Linked DNA regions of Mus musculus: region 2 is linked to region 1. A link is a loop called in an ENCODE intact Hi-C map of the cell type or tissue named here. Cell type or tissue: heart. All regions are shown on one strand.

Region 1 (4,000 bases):
CAGCACACCTTTTTTTTCAGGAGAGAAAGAAGACCGTGGTGAGATCTGAGTGTTATGTTTTTAAAAATTGCCCTCGACAACATTCTAATTTGCAATCGGCTTTTGGCGTTGGGGGGAGAGCATTTCACCAGCTTGTGAAAACCCCTCACGTACACAGTTCTTTGCATTTGTTGGCGAGGGATCCGACCTTCAGGGCTGACACTTCAAGTCCACGGGTACAGTCAGCTCTATCTGGAACTAATTATCAGCTTGGTGAATTCTCTGGATTCCCTGGTAATGCTCTCTCTTGCTAGTACATTGTTCAACTGCAGGGCAGAGAGGAAAACGGGGGAGTCGGAGAAGACCCAAACCAAAACCACTCGCAAACTGAGTTCAGTCATGATCTGGACGTTAGAATTCTGAGGCAGTCGGGGTATTAGATAGGAAAGTAGAAATCTTTGAAAATCATAAGGTGTTTGAATTATCTTTGAATTTTTAGTGAGGGTGCTTTTCAGCATCCCACCTGTTACAGCCCTGGCTGGCAATCATACACTGTCACAGATTTCAATTCCTTTTAGCACCATTAGCAAAGCAGCTGGGGGAGACAACACTGGAAATGAGATGCCCAGAACAACCAGTTTTATAGGTTAATCATTTACATTGAGTCTTCTACTCAGGAAGTGACTGAGTGCTTGGTTGTCATGTGCTGGGTAGTGAGATACAAAAAGGTCCCCTCCCTGCCCTGCAGCGTTAATTTAGAAGAGGCAAGAGTGCAAACCACACCAGTATCCTGAAAACTGCCATAGGAGAGCCGGGGGCTCGTCAGGCGTTCTGTAGGGTCAGCGCTGGGAAAGCTATGCTGTGACCAGCAGATGGTGGGAAACAGTATCAGAGAGCATGGACTCGCAACGGAGGCTTGTTCTGGGGAAACCGTGAGCAGTGCATCCAGCAGGGCCATGGGACAGGATAGGATGTGGTGAGAAACACAGGAAGAAGGCATGGAGTTAGATGGATGGGGAGGAGGGGTCTGGGAGGACCTGGGAAGAGTTGAGCAGAGGTGAAACCAGGATCAGAATGTACTGATGGGAGATTTAGTTTTCGTAAATGTTTTCCGGCTCATGTAATACTAAGCAAATATCTGACAGCTAACTTTTTTTTAAAAAAACATATACCACATACTAGGAGAGGTCCCTTTAGCTAATTGCTCTTTTGAACTGCTATTTTAGAGTCGGAGAAGCAAAGGTAAGTAACTTGTCCAAGGTCATACAAGCAGTTACAGAGACAGACAGAGTTCCAGCCAGGCAGTCCGGCAACAAAGCTAGCACACATCCACGGTGACAGGCATCTTTCTGGGAATGGGTTGTGTATTTTACATCTGTCGTCAGGGTCCGTTTTCTATTGCAAGTGTAAAAATACACACTCCTCCCTCTCTTCCCTCAAAACCTCAGTCCCAAAATATTGTTTACCATGCTCCTGTTCCCGGACCGGACACATTAAAGGCGCATCTCGTGGGTGCTTCTGTTGGACGGAGCTAAGCAGGGCATGCAGACACAGGTGGGCAGAACTGCCTTTCAGTCCATGGCTCAGACACATATTCCCAGGGTGCTGGGCACTTCACAAGCATTCTGTAAACTTGCCCACCTTCTCTAACATACTTGTGAGCATTCACGTAATTAAGGCTGTATCAGTGCCCAGCCTATAACACGGGAGATTTGTGAGTGGCTCACACCATGACAGGTTGTGTTCCTTCGTTCTTCCACATCCGAAAAGCCAAGGTGTCTGTGTCAGTAACTCTATCCATTGCTGCACTGCTTGGTGTTAGTATAGCACTTCCAGGGTCGACTTTAAGCACCAAAAAGGAAACAAAGCAGTTTAAACGCCCCCAAACTGGGCAAGACCAATTTGCCACTAGATGGCGCTCTGGCTATTTGGGTAGGGGAAAAAAAAAAAAAAAGATCGAGTAAGGACTATTAAATCACAGCCACTTTGAGCCCCTGGTATTTGCAGTCCTAGGCTTTTAATTGTAGCCGGCATCTTTGTTCTTTGCCTGACCTGCGGAGTGACGTCACTGCCTTGCTTCCTGTGTGCTGGCTTTGACACAAGCCAGATGGCCACAGTGATCCGTAGGCGCCCAGGCCGCCTGGTACAGCGGTTGATGAAACGGAATAGGAAGGCATTTTATGGTCAGCTGCGGGAGCACTGAGAGGCCGCAGCTTTGCTAAGTAATTACATTTACCGCACATACTTTATCCCTCATGGGGAAGGGTCTCATGGAGGGGGAAAAAAAAACTTACATTTTTATTTACGGCGTTGTGAGGTATAGACCTTTGATCTTTTATTAGCCAGTAGTCTGCTACAAAGGCATGCAGTCTTTGCCTGCTCCGCAGTCACTCGTGAAAATGACATCTTTATTTATGTCTAACGGTTCTCAGGCTGCGCATTGTGATTCTTAGCCCCCACCCCCACCCCAACCCCTCCAGTTAGTAACACAAAAATGTTTTGCTTCTGTAGTGAGTTTAGTTTGGGAAAGTCAGAGTTCAGGCATGTTAATACAAGCAGATTTCGGTCAGATATACTCCAGAGCGACTTGGTCAAATAGATTACTGTTTATCACATGTTTGCTCTTCAAGGGGGTCAGGAGAGTCCAGGAAAAGACTTTTATTTCAGGGTAGGGAATGGAGGGGGTGGCGGCGAGGAAATGATCAAGACATTAGTTTCATTCCATCTTTGGACATTAGGCAGTTGAAGTTACTTAACACGGCGTTTTTAAATAAAACACGAGAGATTGATAATCACCCAGTATTCTTCAATCTCATTTGAACTTAGTCCACACCAATCACGGCCCTGCGTGAGATCTTTACGCACCAATCATGGCCCTGCGTGAGATGTTTACGCACCAATCACAGCCCTGTGTGGCATGCTTATGAAAACCCCACAAGCTGGACTTTTGTCTTAATATCGTATAGGTTGGGGATTCTTCTACGTGATTCATTTCTCAAGACTTCAGTAAAATATTTTCTACCCCTTTCAATGTTGGGTCATGAGTTCTACTCCCAGAATTTTATTTAGAGGTTAAAAATCATAGAATTAAACGAAAGGGCACCTTCCCTATGCCTTCTTCAAAGTTAACGGATTGTGGAGCAAAGTCTCATAGTCGTCCTTCATCTTTTGTTTTTTTGTTTTTTTTTTTTTTCCCTTGTCTTAAAGGGCAAGTCTCTACGTAAGGACACATTTTGGCTCTGCTGTTAAATGAGCGTTTCCCACACCACGTTTGCTCTGTGTCCTTGGATCTTCGAGCCTCGATTGCACTCACATATGTACTGGGGATAAAGCCAGCCTCCTCAGCGAGTGCAGGAATTCACAGTGGCAGGGAGAGTCAGCTGTCCATCCGAAACCGCCGCACTATGGTTTATTAGCACTGTGCGTGCGCTTAGCCCTAGGTCAACCCAAGCCATCAGTTGTTCCATGAGTGTGCCTACCGTTCCTGAGGTTTTAATTCGTTGTTTTTGTTTCCTCTTTCCTACTCAGCTTCTGCCGCTGCCTTTGCCTCTGCTGGAGATACCACAGCTATGTCTGCCTTCAACCTGCTGCACTTGGTGACGAAGAGCCAGCCCGTGGCCCCGAGAGCCTGCGGGCTCCCCTCAGGTTGCCAATTGTTGTTCTGTGGTAGGGCACCGGGCAGAGTGGGTATTTCTGCTGCAGGAAATGGTACACCAGCATGCTTTACTAAACTTGATCTCTTTTATTTGGACCCTAATTTAAAGATGGAGATTGGTTACAAACCCTCACCGTCCTCTGAGTGACACCCATTTCCATGGTCCTTTCAATATTGGAGGTCCCTCGCCCAGCACTCACTTGTCACCAGTGTTTCCCCGTGTCGTCTTGTTCTCCAGTGCATGGGTACACATCTACAAGTCAGTGCACAGGAGGTAGAACTTTCAGCTTGTTAAGGGAATGCCAAGCTTCTCGCTGTACATGTGGCCGATCCTTTAGGGAAAAAGTGAAAATGGGAAACTTTAAG
Region 2 (4,000 bases), 90 kb before region 1:
GTGCTCTCAACTGCTGAGCCATCTCTCTCTCTCTCTCTCTCTCTCTCTCTCTCTCTCTCTCTCTCTCTCCCCCCCCTCTCTCTCCCTCCCTCCCTCCCTCCCTCCCTCTCTCTCTCTCTCCCCCTCTCTCTCTCTCTCTCTCCCCCTCTCTCTCTCTCTCTCTCTCTGCATATCCCCACATCTTTCTTAAAGGTGTTTAATCTTTTGTTAGTTTCTAGAGATTTAAATAAGGGACACCGGCTTTCATCACTGCCTAGTCATGAATACTAGAAGAAAATAAATAAAAATATGTGAGCATGCCACTTGAATTCAGATTTTTTTTTAAAGATTTATTTATTATATGTAAGAACATTGTAGCTGTCCTCAGACACTCCAGAAGAGGGCATCAGATTTCGTTACGGATGGTTGTGAGCCACCAGCCCAGAATTTTTCTATTTTAAGTAATATGTTCCGTTTTAGTTCCATCAAACTATATATATCCTACTATAATCTATTTTTAAAACATCTGAATTTGGGCTGGCAAGATGGCTCAGTGGTTAAGAGCACTCATTGACTGCTCTTCCAAAGGTCCCGAGTTCAAATCCCAGCAACCACATAGTGGCTCACAACCATCTGTAATGAGATCTGACACCCTCTTCTGGTGCTGTCTGAAGACAGCTACAGGGACTGAGGGAAGCAGGGTGGACCAGAGCGAGCAGAGGTCCTAAATTCAATTCCCAACAACCAGATGAAGGCTCAGAACAATCTGTACAACTACAATATGTACTCATATACATAAATAAATCTTTAAAAAAAGAGAAATTCTAATAAGTCTTCTAGCCAGAACAGATATTGGAAGAATATAAGTAAATAGTTTGTTTTATATTTGTTCTTACACAGTTAACCCTACCAATGTGTCATGAGGCTTCTTTGGCCCCTGTTTCCAATTTATGAATGGTAATTCTGGTTCTTAAGGAAGAAAGGATACACCTGGTAAATGAAAACTTGTAAAGTTAAGATCATTTCTGTGACACAAACTATCTTCAGTTTTAAAGGGATTTTCAGAGCTGCATGCTTCATTGTGCCGCGGTGGAATTTGGGAGGGTGTTGTTTATCCAAGTTTCTTCAGGTGTAAGGATGGTTTTAAGCAACAGAGTTTAGCCAGGCAGTGGTGATGCACATCTTTAATCCCAGCACTCAGGAGGCAGAGAGACAGGTGAACCTCTTGAATTCAAGGCCAGCCTGGTCTCCAGATTGAGCTCCAGGACAGCCAGTAAGTGTTGGATGCAGAGATTCTTGGCTGTTCAAAACAGTGCATGTTGAGCTTTAACCAGATCACTTTTACTATCCCCTAGAAGGCTTAGGGAATATCATGGGAAATCGGATAGAAAGACTAAGAGGAGAGAGAGAAGGCTGCAGAGTGCTCTCTTCTGTGCATGCGGGAGGAGGTCATAGCAGTCATGAATCCCAGCAGCCCGTTGCTTTCATTGGACATACCCAAGAGCGGGCCTGGAAAGAGTCACAGATGGTGGAAGATCAGGGCCCACTCTTCCCTGCTGAATGCTTCTGGAGAAGGGAAGTCCTCATCTTCAGATGCGTGCACAGGTGAGCCCACCCGGATGCTCAGAGACCACCTGGTTAAGCTTGGTGGGTCACAAAACAAAGGCTGGAAGGGAGCCGGTGGGGAGGATTGACAGGAGTGGGCAGGTGAGGAGAGGGTGGAGCCTAGAGTGATCAGTGTGTTGTGTGGATGAAGTTGTTGAGGACAAATTTAGTTATCAAAAGGTGAGGTACAACAATCCCCAGCAGCTCTAGACTACCATCTCTCCTGTTCTCTGGATAAGGAAACTGAATCTTTGCAAAATTAAGAAACTATGGTGTGTATATGGCAGATCCAAGATCAGAGTGCAGGTAATTATCCCAGGGTATTTTAATTTTGGTTTGGTTTGGTTTTGGTTTTGGTTTTGGTTTTGGTTTTGGTTTTGGTTTTGGTTTTGGTTTTGGTTTTTCGAGACAGGATTTCTCTGTATAGCGCTGGCTGTCCTGGAACTCACTCTGTAGATCAGGCTGGCCTCGAACTCAGAAATCCTTCTGCCTCCTGAGTGCCTTCTTTTTACTTTTATATGTCCCTTGTTCCTTTACGTTTGTTCCTTACATGGTTGGTGTATAAGAGGGCAGTTGACTTAGTGAGTGTGTTTTTGTTTATCCTTTGAGAATCTTATCCGTGCAGAGGATGGGTCTTGATCACATTCACTCTAGTCCTGTCTCCGATTCCAATTTCATGTCTATCTTCCAGTCCTTTGTTTTCTCTCCCAGTTTCCTTTCGCCACTTCTGGTGAGTCCAGTTAGTACTGCTCACATGCTCATGGGTATAGGGCCATCTACTGTTGCACCTACAGGGCACACCCTGGAAGAAAACTGACTCCTTCCCTAGCAGCCTGTGGTTCTTCAGCTCTGGTGGGACTGTGAGCACACCAACACCACTCACCTGGTCTGTGCTGCCTGCCGTGCTGGCTGCTGTGATTGTGCGTGTCGATACACACAGCCACAGCCGCTGTGCGCTCTGCAGTCTAGTGGCCCTGCCGTGTCTGGATCATACTGTTAGCGGCAGTGCTCCCTGACTTCAGGATCCTAGCCGTCTTTCTGCTCCTTGAGCACTGGGGCAGGCGGCGTGTTAAAGAATGTCTCGTTTATGCTTGGGGATTCCAGACAGTTGTAGACATAGTTGTAAGGCTATCCCTTGGAGCATGAGTAACTAACTTGGCAGTAGCTACATCATCAAAGGCAGTGACTTTCTCCTTTCTAGTGGCCCTCAACTGCCTCAGCTCCCCTGGTCAGGATGGGGCCCCGTGCGCCTCCCCCCCCCCCCTTGATAGATAGCTGGATGTTTATTCCCAGTCTTGTTCTGGCCCTTTGCAGGCAGCTGCAGTTATTGTGAGTTCATGAGAGCTCTGGCCATGTTGGTCTCTGAGACAGTTTTTCATGGCATTTCTCTGCAGTCATCCAGCTCTTCAGTTCTTTCCACCCCTTCTTGGGTGCTCCCTGACCCAGGCTAAGCTGTCAGCACATTCTTGTTCTCAGCACCTTGATCAGCTATGGTTCTCCCAATTAGCTGCCCTCACCGTAAAGAGTCACTGCCAAGCTTGAGGTATGTCATATCCATTTAATAAAATAAGAGTAGTTGGTTCATTACCTCCCTGATCGTGGAATTTTGTCCAAATTTATAGTAATAGACAGAGCCTTTCTTCCTCCTGCAAGTGGACCTCAGTTCAAACCAAGTCAATTGGTGGTTTCTGTAGCAGCCATGCTGCTTTTGCACCAGGAAACACCCGAGCCTGTAAGTCGGTAATGTGTGTGTGTGGTGCAAAACTAATAGTGATCATTGTTTTAAGTTTTTTCCTCCCATCTGTCTGCATAGCAGTTTGAGGCACTGTGAAGACCAGCCTGCAGGGGGAAGGAAGCTTTCCACTCTGTTCTGGCCTGGCTCGTCTATCACTGCAACCAAGGTGTGTAGTGGCTTTAGCAGGGGGGTCTTATCATTCCACTCTTTGGGGCAGCAGAGGGAAGCAGCCATAACCTGGGTAGTTTTGAGGGTCTCTGTGGCTTTGCTAGCCAACAACACCAGGAGCTGCCCACTACCTGGTACTAAGATTTTCACTCAAAACCCAGAGCTTTGGGGTTGGCATTATCCACCCATGGATGTATCTGTTCTGTCTTTTTTAAAGTTTTTTGGTTTTGTTTTTAATTATACAGTAGTGAGCTTCCTTAGTTTTTGCTAACTTCTCCCCTGTATCCCATTTTCACCTTTCACCATTCCTGTTAAAACTTGCAACACCAAATTACATGTCACCTGTGCTCACCATTCCTGCTTCCAAGGCCTTTTGCCTGCATCCACTATGCCCCAAGTTAAATCTGAAAATTCCAAGCTATGATCTGCAGTTGAGAGAAACCATGTGGCGGTATTTGACGTTCTGGGCCTGGCTAGATTACCTCACTCCGTACAGTATTTTCCAGTTCCATT

Evidence for each region. A loop is a pair of places that touch in the nucleus more often than their neighbours do. Peaks named below come from ENCODE experiments on the same cell type or tissue, not always from the same donor. Only the 100,000 strongest peaks of a DNase experiment are listed, where the experiment ranks them.
Region 2: a loop joins it to region 1, with 2.0 times the contacts of the local background. A loop is called at or near these places in 1 of 42 quality-filtered maps.

What each region holds. Positions count from the first base shown.
Region 1 is chr10:120,870,659-120,874,658 of GRCm38, reverse strand. Msrb3 (methionine sulfoxide reductase B3) reads left to right here. Exons shown (of 7, transcript NM_177092.4): 2 at 3,508-3,624. The coding sequence starts at 3,549. Among named protein-coding and RNA genes, the nearest start is that of Gm15910, 15 kb to the right of the region's middle. In heart, a CTCF peak has its summit at 1,885 (motif pointing right); a DNase peak (open chromatin) is centred at 2,078; H3K4me3 peaks cover 963 bases; H3K27ac peaks cover 3,519 bases.
Region 2 is chr10:120,960,452-120,964,451 of GRCm38, reverse strand. All of the region lies in intron 1 of Lemd3 (LEM domain containing 3), which reads left to right. It overlaps Gm50589 (a long non-coding RNA gene), which reads left to right. Exons shown (of 2, transcript XR_001779658.2): 1 at 1-4,000. Among named protein-coding and RNA genes, the nearest start is that of Gm50589, 3.9 kb to the left of the region's middle. In heart, no CTCF peak of the experiment used is centred here; no DNase peak of the experiment used is centred here; H3K27ac peaks cover 220 bases.